Regions from separate parts of the Homo sapiens genome. Here region 1 is linked to region 2. A link is an interaction called in ENCODE POLR2A ChIA-PET data of the cell type or tissue named here. Cell type or tissue: Panc1. All regions are shown on one strand. Links, peaks and the distances in the headings refer to the core of each region. The heading gives the core; the rest is flanking DNA.

Region 1 (5,372 bases), core at 87-5,086, 120 kb before region 2:
AAAAATTAGCCAGGCGTGGTGGTGGGCACCCGGGAGGCAGAGCCTGCAGTGAGCTGAGATCGCGCCGCTGCACTCCAGCCTGCGGGACAGAGCGAGACTCCGTCTCAAAAAAAAAAAAAAAACACATTCAAAATAATGATAGAGTGTATGATATAATATTTGTTAAGAGAACATTTTAGTTCATACAGGAAATATTTTACTGTATTTTAATATCTTTACAGTTGAAATATTCCTTCCCAATGGTATTTGTTTTAGAACTAAAGAACAACTCAAAAAAGTAAAACATCACATCAATGGTACCATTTAGTAGTTGCCTAAATTTTACCTTTTATAGATTTTATAGACATTTTGGTTTCAAAAAAATTTACTTATTGGGTACTCGAGAATTTTTGTTTGTTTGTTTTTGTTTTTGTGTTTGAGACAGAGTCTCCCTGTTGTTGCCCAGGCTGGAGTGCAATGGCATGATCTCAGCTCACCACAACCTCCACCTCCTGGGTTCAAGCGATTCTCCTGCCTCAGCCTCCCAAGTAGCTGGGACTACAGACATGCGCCACCATGTCCGGCTAATTTTGTATTTTTAGTAGAGACAGGGTTTCTCCATGTTGGTCAGGCTGGTCTTGAACTCCTGACATCAGGTGATCCACCCGCCTCGGCTTCCCAAATTGCTGGGATTACAGGAGTGAGTCACCACACCTGGCGTTACTCAATAATTTACATAAAATATTACTATATCAGATGATAACCAAAATATCAAAATCTGGTTAGGTAAATATAAAAACTATTGGATAAATCAGCCAGGCACAGTGCTCATGACTGTAATCCCAGCACCTTGGGAGGCCAAAGCAGGAGGATTGCTGGAGTTCAGGAGTTCAAAACCAACCTGGGCAACATAGTGGGACCCCCATCTCCACAAAAAAAAAATTTTTTTTTCGAGACAGAGTCTCGCTCTGTCGCCCAGGCTGGAGTGCAGTGGCGCGATCTCAGCTCACTGCAAGCTCCGCCTCCCGGGTTCACGCCATTCTCCTGCCTCAGCCTCCTGAGTAGCTGGGATCACAGGCACCCGCCACCACACCCGGCTAAGTTTTGTATTTTTAGTAGAGATAGGGTTTCACTATGTTGGTCAGGCTGAAAAATTTTTTTTAAATAGCAGGGCATGGTGGCACTTGCCTGTGGTCCCAGCTACTCAGGAGGATCATTAAAAAATGATCCTCCCCAGGTGTCCAATTCTCCAGGTAAGCTACCAGAGAGACCAAGCCTTAGTGAGGTGGCAGAGCTCCTGAGTGGGTTTGAAGAGTCTGAGAACAGAGAGAAGAGCCCTCCAAGAACAGGCTGGGTATGGCAGCTCACGCCTGTAATCCCAACAATTTGGGAGGCTGAGGCAGGTGGATCACTTGAGGTCAGGAGTTCGAGACCAGCCTGGCCAACATGGTGAAACCCCATCTCTACTAAAAATACAAAAATTAGCCAGGCATGGTGGCGTGTGCCTGTAATCCCAGCTACTCGGGAGACTGAGGCAGGAGAATCGCTTGAACCCGGGAGGCGGAGGTTGCAGTGAGCCAATTTGGCACCACTGCAGTCCAGCCTAGGTGACAGAGTGAGTCTCTGTCTGAAGAAGGAGAAGGAGAAGAAGAAGAAGAAATGGGTGTGTGTGCTACACGGAGGCAGGTAGGCCACAGCAGTCTTCCCAGGCCCCAGCACAGCGTGGGAGCAGTAAGACTCCTGTGCACCCAGGAGTGGCTCCAAGGTGGCAGAGAAAGCCAGCGAGCTGGAGACATGCGAACAGTGCCAAGGACACACAGGAGCAGATGGCACGGCGGATAGCCAATGACAAGAGACAGGCTGACAGGTGACCTCAAGCACCAGAAATCCTGCCAACGCCGAGCCCCCTGGAAGTCAGGCACAGCCCCAGGGAGGGAGACCCCAAGATGACCAAGATTAAGTTTCTGTCCCCTTAACAGAATGAAGGCTTGAGACTGAAATTACATTTTATTTTAGCTATATTAGTTACATTATAAATATTTTTTTCTTTTTTTTTTTCTTTTTTTTTTTTTGAGACGGGGTTTATCCCTTGTTGCCAGGCTGGAGTGCAATGGTGCAATCTCGGCTCACCACAACCTCCGCCTCCCCGGTTCAAGCGATTCTCCTGCCTCAGCTTCCCGAGTAGCTGGGATTACAGGCATGCGCCACCACCCCCAGCTGATTTTGTATTTTTAGTAGAGATGGGGTTTCTCCATGTTGGTCACACTGGTCTCCAACTCTCGACCTCAGGTGATCCGCCTGCCTCAGCCTCCCAAAGTGCTGGCATTACAGGTGTAAGCCACCTTGCCTGGCCATAAATATTTTCTGTCATGTAGTAGATGTCACATATATATAAAATACATAAATATAAAAATAAAATATAACGATGTATATTTGTTATAAAAATAAAAAGAAGCACGGGGATAGAGGGAAGTTCTATTTCATTTTGTGAACACCTGCATTTGAGACCCTGAATCACCCTGTACTCCCTGATGAACGAAAAGTGACAGGGTGCCCAGATGGAACAGCATCAGGCCATTGGCTGGGGGAGCAGACCAGGGCCTCGCCAGACTCTCTGGGCACAGCCTCACTGGGCTGCAGAGCATTAAGGCCTGAAGGAGCCCCTGGTTGCCTTCTCTACCCACTCCCTGTGTGCACAAGGCACCTGCAGCCCTGCAAGGCCCCCTCAGCCTTCAGCAGCCGAGTTGTCCCTGATTCAAGTCTACTGACCACGCCAGCTCCTCCCTGTACAACCCACCCTTAGGGCACTGGCCATGTTGGGGGAATAGGGGCCTTGGCAGTGACCTGCCAAATCTACAAGTGGGAACAAGCTCAGGGCAGGGAAAGTGGGAGAGGGCAGACAGGCACGGAGGGCAGGACCTGGGTGACTCACCCGCAGAACAAAGAACCTGCAGAAGTAAGCGAGAAAGTAAGCTGGCATCCTGGCCAAGGTCAACTGGTGATCATGTCATTCTGCTGTCAACCCCAAATCTGCTGCCCAAATCCCCAGAGCTGGCCTGTACAATGGAGGGGAGCCAGTTTCCATCCCGCAGAACAGGGACTTCGGTCCGCTTTACTGTCCCCACCCCTCAGAGGGAGCTCATCCCAGAGCAAAGGGCCTGCTGGTTCTGCCAGTGGCCTTGGGAAGGTACATTCCCAGCTCCCACCCCACTCCTTCTATGACTTGCAGCTCAAGGAGCATGAGAAAGTGCCCAGATCCCCAACAGGTCCCAGCCTGCCCCCTCCCTCCCTGAAACCCTGGGCTCCATCTGCAGAAACAGGGAAAGCCAGGTCCCTCTGTGCCTGGGCACAGCTCACAGCTGGTTGTTGTGGGGGGAGTTGCCCACAGGATGCCACTTTGCAGCCCAGAAGGACATCCATATGCCGGGCAGACGGGAACATCTCTGCAGATTCTTAATATGCTGCTCACATCCTAGTTTGTGGGCCGAGTGACAACTGGGAAAGTGACCAAGATCCTGGTGGAAAATCAGAACAGTTGACAACCACACTCCCCCACCTCTCACACCTTCCCACTCCTGCTTCCCCAGGCCTGGCGTATTACCACCAACAACCACTCTGGAGTGGGAGCTGAAGGGCTCCCAGGCTAGGGAGAGTACCTACAAATGAAGAGTGGTCGCTCCTCTAAATCCAGGCACCTCTCCCACAGAAAGAGTCCCCAGGGCGGGAGGAGGCACACGCGTTGCTCTGTGGTTTGTAACAGCAGAAAAACTGGAAAAAAAAAAAAGTGCAAACGTCCATCAATAAGGCACTGGAAAATTAAATTACATTATATCCCTGCAAAGATGACATTACATCCATGAAAAGGGATATCCCACAGCATGAAAAAATCAAAGGTGTCCAGGCACGGTGGCTCATGCCTATAATCCCAGCACTTTGGGAGGCTAAGATGGGCTGATCACCTGAGGTCAGGAGTTCAAGACCAGCCTGGCCAACATGGTGAAACCCCGTCTCTACTAAAAATACAAAAAATTAGCCAAGCATGGTGGCGCCTGCCTGTAGTCTCAGCTACTTGGGAGGGTGAGGCAGGAGAATCACTTGAACCTGGGAGGCGGAGGTTACAAGTGAGCCGAGATCATACCACTGCACTCCAACCTGGATGACAAGAGTGAAACTCCATCTCAAAAAAAAAAAAAAAAAAAGAAAAGAAAAAGAAAATTAGCCGGATGTGGTGGCACACAACTGCAGTCCCAGCTACCCAAGAGATTGAGGCAGGAGGTTCCCTTGAGCCCAGAAGTTTGAGGCTACAGTGAGCCGTGATCACACCACTGCACTCCAGCCTAGGTGACAGAACAAGATCCTGTCTCAGAAAATAATAATAGGCCGGGCACGGTGGCTCACACCTGTAATCCCAGCACTTTGGAAGGCCGAGGCGGGCGGGTCACTTGAGGTCAGGAGTTCAAGACCAACCTAGCCAACATGGCGAAACCCCATCTCTACTAAACATACAAAAAATTAGCCAGGTGTGGTGGTGCATGCCTGTAGTCCCAGCTACTCAGGGGGCTGAGGCACGAGAATCGCTTGAACCTGGGAGGCAGAGGTTGCAGTGAGCCGAGATCATGCCATCATGCCACTGCACTCCAGCCTGGGTGACAGAGCGAGACTCTGTCTCAAAAAATAATAATAATAATAATTTTGACCCTAAAAACGGATTATGCATTTGGTACATATAATTTAAACTTTATTACATTTGCATACAACTACATAATAGTTGAACTAAAATGCAGTTTACTCGTTGAAATTGTTATCAATATCCATTAATTACAATTTTGAGATTTTCTTTTTGTGTTTTGCAGCCAGCAGATACATGACCATTTTTGAGGCCATCTAAAGGCTCACAGGCCCTAGGCATTGTGGCTGGTGGACAGAAAGGCTGGAATGTCCAGAGGTTGCCAGGCTCCTCCTAGGAGGTCCCTGGGTCAATCAATGCAGGCGTCAGCCCCAGGAGCTGCCAAGGCAGAAGAGAATGAACCAAACCCCTAAGGAAAAACCTACTCTGCTCAAGAGTTATTTCCTGAGCACTAGAAGAGCTGGATACTCAGGGTGGAGGGAGGAAGCTGACCTCTACGGCTTGCCCCGGGAGCTGACCCAAGCCCATGGCCCGACTAGTCCTCCCCCAGCAGCCCAGCCGGATGGATAGGCTCGGAACAGGCCGCCAACCTGTTGTCTGGGCCACGCTGGGACTTGCAGCCAGCCAGCTGCCAGCACACTGCACCCCAGCTTCCTGCTCATTACAATACACCAAGCACTGAACCTGGGGGCAAGCACCTGGCCTCAGCCAATGCCTTCTGGCAGTATGGGCTGGGGCTGCTGCTGGCCCAACCCCTCCCACCTGC
Region 2 (5,372 bases), core at 202-5,201:
GAAAGGCATTTTAAACTTGGATCCTTTCACTTTTCCTTGGACCTCGACATCAGGAGCATTAATATCAACTTTTGGACCTGTTATGTCAATATCTGGCTTTTTACCTTTGACATCCACTTCAGGTGTCTGAACTTTAGAGCCCGAAAAATTAAATTTGGGAAGCTTAAAACGAGATTTCTTTGACTTGCCTTCGATATTAAGCTTAGGACCGGAAACGTCCACTTCTGGGCCCTTTATATCCAAACTGGGAGCTTTAATGTCACCTTCCAACTTGGGCCCAGAGACATCAACATCTCCCTTAAGCTTTGAGCCTTTCAAATTCAAGTCAATTTCTGGCATGGAGATCTTGGGCATGTTTACATGCATGTCAGGCATCTTCAGTTTTGGACCTTTTAATTTGGCATCTGGGCCATGAATGTCAATATCTGGAGCATCTACATCTATCTTTGGGCCTTTTATGTCAAGAGCAGGTCCTTTCAAATCACCTTCTACATTTGCAAGTGAAACATCCACCTCTCCTTTCATTTTAGGGCCTTTAAGATTGAGGTCCAAATCAGGCATTGATATTTTAGGAGCTTTGATGTTCATCTCTGGCATCTTGAATTTAGGGCCCTTCAGTTTCGCATCTGGACCTTCAATATTCACATCTGGAACATCAACGTCCACCTTGGGTCCTGAGACGTCAAGGTCAGCCTTGGGCAGGTTCACGTCCACTTCTGGACCTTCTCCTTTGAAGCCAGGCATGCTGATCTTGGGCATTTTTATTTTAGGCATCTTCAGGTGCCAGTCTGGGCCTTGAACATCCACATCTGGGGCATTAATATCCACTTTGGGGCCTTTAATATCCACGTCAGGAACTTTCATGTCACCTTCCACTTTTGGCAGAGACACATCCATGTCACCCTTCACTTTGGGACCTTTCAGGTTAAGATCAATGTCAGGCATGGAGATCTTGGGGGCTTTGATGTTCATCTCAGGCATTTTGAATTTGGGACCTTTCAACTTTCCCTCTGGGCCTTCGATATTCACATCTGGAACATCAATGTCCACCTTGGGTCCTGAGACATCAAGGTCAGCCTTGGGCAGGTTCACATCCACATCTGGGCCCTCTCCTTTGAAGCCAGGCATGCTGAATTTGGGCATTTTCACTTTGGGCATTTTTAGGTGCCAGTCTGGGCCTTGAACGCCCACATCCGGGACATCAATGTCCACTTGGGGACCCCTGATGTCAACTTCAGGGCCCTTGAGGTCACCTTCCACTTTGGGCAGAGAAATATCCACATCGCCCTTCACCTTGGGACCTTTCAGATGCAAATCAAAGTCAGGCATGGGGATCTTGGGGGCTTTGATATTCATCTCTGGCATCTTGAACTTGGGCCCTTTCAACTTTCCCTCTGGTCCTTCAATGTTAACATCAGGGCCTTCAACGTCCACTTTGGGGCCTGAGACATCAACGTCAGCCTTGGGCAGGTTCACATCCACTTCAGGGCCCTCTGCTTTGAAGCCAGGCATGCTGAACTTGGGCATTTTCATCTTGGGCATCTTCAGGTGCCAGTCTGGACCCTGAACATTAACATCTGGGACATCAATGTCCACTTTGGGGCCTTTGAGGTCAACTTCAGGACCTTTCAGATCTCCCTCTACCTTAGGGCCTGTAACATCCACATCTCCTTTTATTTTTGGACCTGTGAGATTCAGGTCAATATCTGGCATGGATATCTTTGGAGTCTTAAAATGCATCTCTGGCATCTTAAACTTTGGACTTTTCCACTTTCCTTCAGGTCCTTCGATATTCACATCGGGACATTCAACATCCACTTTCGGTCCTGAGACATCAATGTCAGCCTTGGGCAGGTTCACGTCCACATCTGGACCTTCTCCTTTGAAGCCAGGCATGCTGATCTTGGGCATTTTTATCTTGGGCATCTTTAGGTGCCAGTCTGGGCCATGAACATCAACATCAGGTGCGTCAATGTCCACTTTTGGGCCCTTGATGTCAACTTCTGGGCCCTTGAGGTCACCTTCCACTTTAGGAAGGGAAACATCCACATCACCCTTCACTTTGGGTCCTTTCAGGTTTAAGTCAATATCAGGCATGGAGATCTTGGGGGCTTTGATATTCATCTCTGGCATCTTGAACTTAGGCCCTTTCAACTTTCCCTCTGGTCCTTCAATGTTAACATCAGGGCCTTCAATGTCCACTTTGGGTCCTGAGACATCAATGTCAGCCTTGGGCAGCTTCACATCCCCATCTGGGCCCTCTCCTTTGAAGCCAGGCATGCTGAACTTTGGCATTTTCACCTTGGGCATCTTCAGGTGCCAGTCTGGGCCTTGAACACCCACATCTGGGGCATTAATATCCACTTTGGGCCCCTTGATGTCAACTTCGGGGCCCTTGAGGTCACCTTCCACTTTGGGCAGAGAAACATCCACATCGCCCTTCACCTTGGGACCTTTCAGATGCAAATCAAAGTCAGGCATGGAGATCTTGGGGGCTTTGATGTTCATCTCTGGCATCTTTAACTTAGGCCCTTTCAACTTTCCCTCTGGTCCTTCAATATTAACATCAGGGCCTTCAATGTCCACCTTGGGTCCTGAGATGTCAACGTCAGCCTTAGGCAAGTTGACGTCTACTTCAGGGCCCTCTGCTTTGAAGCCAGGCATGCTGAACTTGGGCATTTTCATCTTGGGCATCTTCAGGTGCCAGTCTGGAGCTTGGACATCGGGGGCATTTACATCAACTTTGGGGCCCCTGATGTTCATATCTGGTACTTCAAGTTTACCTTCTACCTCAGGCACAGACACATCCACATCCCCCTTGATTTTGGGTCCTTTGAGATTTAGATCAACATCAGGCATAGAAATATTGGGGGCTTTGAAATGCATATCAGGCATCTTGAACTTAGGGCCTTTCAATTTGCCCTCTGGTCCCTCAATGTCAATGTCTGGCCCACTGACATCCACATGTGGCCCTTTAAGGTCCCCTTCCAATTTGGGAACATCTACATCCACCTCTCCTTTTGCCTTGGGGCTCTTCAAGTGTAGATCGAGGTCTGGCATAGAGATTTTGGGAGCTTTAAAGTGCATATCTGGCATCTTGAACTTAGGAGTTTTCCACTTGCCATTTGGGCCTTCCACAGCTACTTCTGGCATGTCAGCATCTAATTTGGGACCTTTGACATCCAATTCTGGACCTTTTAACTCTCCCTCCAGCTTTGGGGCAGAAACATCAACATCTCCTTTGATTTTGGGTCCCTTTAAATTGAAATCAACATCAGGCATGGAGATCTTGGGGGTCTTGAAGTGCATCTCAGGCATCTTAAACTTGGGGCCCTTCAGCTTCCCTTCTGGACCTTCAAGGCTCACATCTGGGACTTCAACATCCACCTTGGGTCCTGAGACATCAACGTCAGCCTTGGGCAAGTTCACATCCACTTCTGGGCCCTCTCCTTTGAAGCCAGGCATGCTGAACTTGGGCATTTTCATCTTAGGCATCTTCAGGTGCCAGTCTGGGCCATGAACATCCACATCTGGGGCATCAATGTCCACTTTGGGCCCTCTGATGTCAACATCTGGCACTTTCATTTCACCTTCTACCTTGGGAACAGACACATCCATATCCCCTTTGACTTTGGGGCCTTTCAAGTTTAAGTTCACATCAGGCATGGAGATCTTGGGGGTCTTGAAGTGCATCTCAGGCATCTTAAACTTGGGCCCTTTCAACTTTGCATCAGGACACTCCAGCTCAACATCAGGCACCTCCACATCCACACTGGGGCCTGTTAAATCTCCCTCCAATTTTGGCAAAGACACATCCACATCCCCTTTGACTTTGGGGCCTTTCAAGTGTAAGTCCACATCAGGCATGGAGATCTTGGGGGCCTTGAAGTGCATCTCAGGCATCTTAAGCTTGGGGCCCTTCAGCTTCCCTTCTGGACCTTCAAGGCTCACATCTGGGACTTCAACATCCACCTTGGGTCCTGAGACAACAACATCAGCCTTGGGCAAGTTCACATCCACTTCTGGGCCCTCTGCTTTGAAGCCAGGCATGCTGAACTTGGGCATTTTCATCTTGGGCATCTTCAGGTGCCAGTCTGGGCCATGAACATCCACATCTGGGGCATCAATGTCCATTTTGGGTCCTTTGATGTCAACATCTGGCACTTTCATTTCACCTTCTACCTTGGGCACAGACACATCCATATCCCCTTTGACTTTGGGGCCTTTCAGGTGTAAGTCCACATCAGGCATGGAGATCTTGGGGGTCTTGAAGTGCATCTCAGGCATCTTAAACTTGGGCCCTTTCAACTTTGCATCAGGACACTCCAGCTCAACATCAGGCACCTCCACACCCACACTGGGACCTGTTAAATCTCCCTCCAATTTTGGCACCGACACATCCACATCCCCTTTGACTTTGGGGCCTTTCAAGTGTAAGTCCACATCAGGCATGGAGATCTTGGGGGCCTTGAAGTGCATGTCTGGCATCTTAAATTTAGGGCCTTTCAACTTTGCATCAGGACACTCCAGCTCAACATCAGGCACCTCCACACCCACACTGGGGCCTGTTAAATCTCCCTCCAATTTTGGCACCGACACATCCGCATCCCCTTTGACTTTGGGGCCTTTCAGGTGTAAGTCCACATCAGGCATGGAGATCTTGGGGGCCTTGAAGTGCATCTCAGGCATCTTAAACTTGGGCCCTTTCAACTTTGCATCAGGACACTCCAGATCAACATCGGGCACCTCCGCTTCCACAAAAGGACCTTTGACATCAACTTGCGGCCCTCTGAGATCACCTTCCAGTTCTGGCACAGAAGCATCTATCTCTCCCTTCAGTTTGGGTCCCTTCAAATTCAAGTCCACATCTGGCATGGAGACCTTGGGAGCTTTTATATTCAACTTGGGCATCTTAAATTTGGAGCCTTTCAACTTTCCTTCTGGTCCCTCAATATCCAAATCAGGAGCATCAGTGTCCACACTGGGTCCAGACACATCAATGTCAGCCTTTGGCAGATTCACATCCACTTCAGGGCCCTCTGCTTTGAAGCCAGGCATACTGAACTTGGGCATTTTCATCTTGGGCATTTTCAGGTGCCAATCTGGGTCGTGAACCTCCACATCTGGGGCATCAATGTCCACTTTGGGCCCTTTAATGTCAACATCTGGCACTTTCATTTCACCTTCTACCTTGGGCACAGACACATCCATATCCCCTTTGACTTTGGGGCCTTTCAAGTGTAAGTCCACATCGGGCATGGAGATCTTGGGGGCCTTGAAATGCATCTCAGGCATCTTAAACTTGGGGCCCTTCAACTTCCCTTCTGGACCTTCAATATCAATATCACCAACATTCACATCCATCTTAGGGG

What was found. ChIA-PET counts read pairs that join two places held together with the same protein. Peaks named below come from ENCODE experiments on the same cell type or tissue, not always from the same donor. Only the 100,000 strongest peaks of a DNase experiment are listed, where the experiment ranks them.
Region 1: POLR2A ChIA-PET joins it to region 2 with 8 read pairs; 12 of 35 experiments call an interaction of 5 or more read pairs at or near these places.

The regions. Positions count from the first base shown.
Region 1 is chr11:62,408,266-62,413,637 of GRCh38, forward strand. It overlaps LOC102723765 (a long non-coding RNA gene), which reads right to left. Exons shown (of 4, transcript XR_007062699.1): 3 at 2,912-3,747; 4 at 1,831-2,343. Among named protein-coding and RNA genes, the nearest start is that of SCGB1A1, 8.1 kb to the right of the region's middle. In Panc1, for the core only: no CTCF peak of the experiment used is centred there; no DNase peak of the experiment used is centred there; H3K27ac peaks cover 537 bases.
Region 2 is chr11:62,524,196-62,529,567 of GRCh38, forward strand. It overlaps AHNAK (AHNAK nucleoprotein), which reads right to left. Exons shown (of 5, transcript NM_001620.3): 5 at 1-5,372. Among named protein-coding and RNA genes, the nearest start is that of AHNAK, 20 kb to the right of the region's middle. In Panc1, for the core only: no CTCF peak of the experiment used is centred there; no DNase peak of the experiment used is centred there.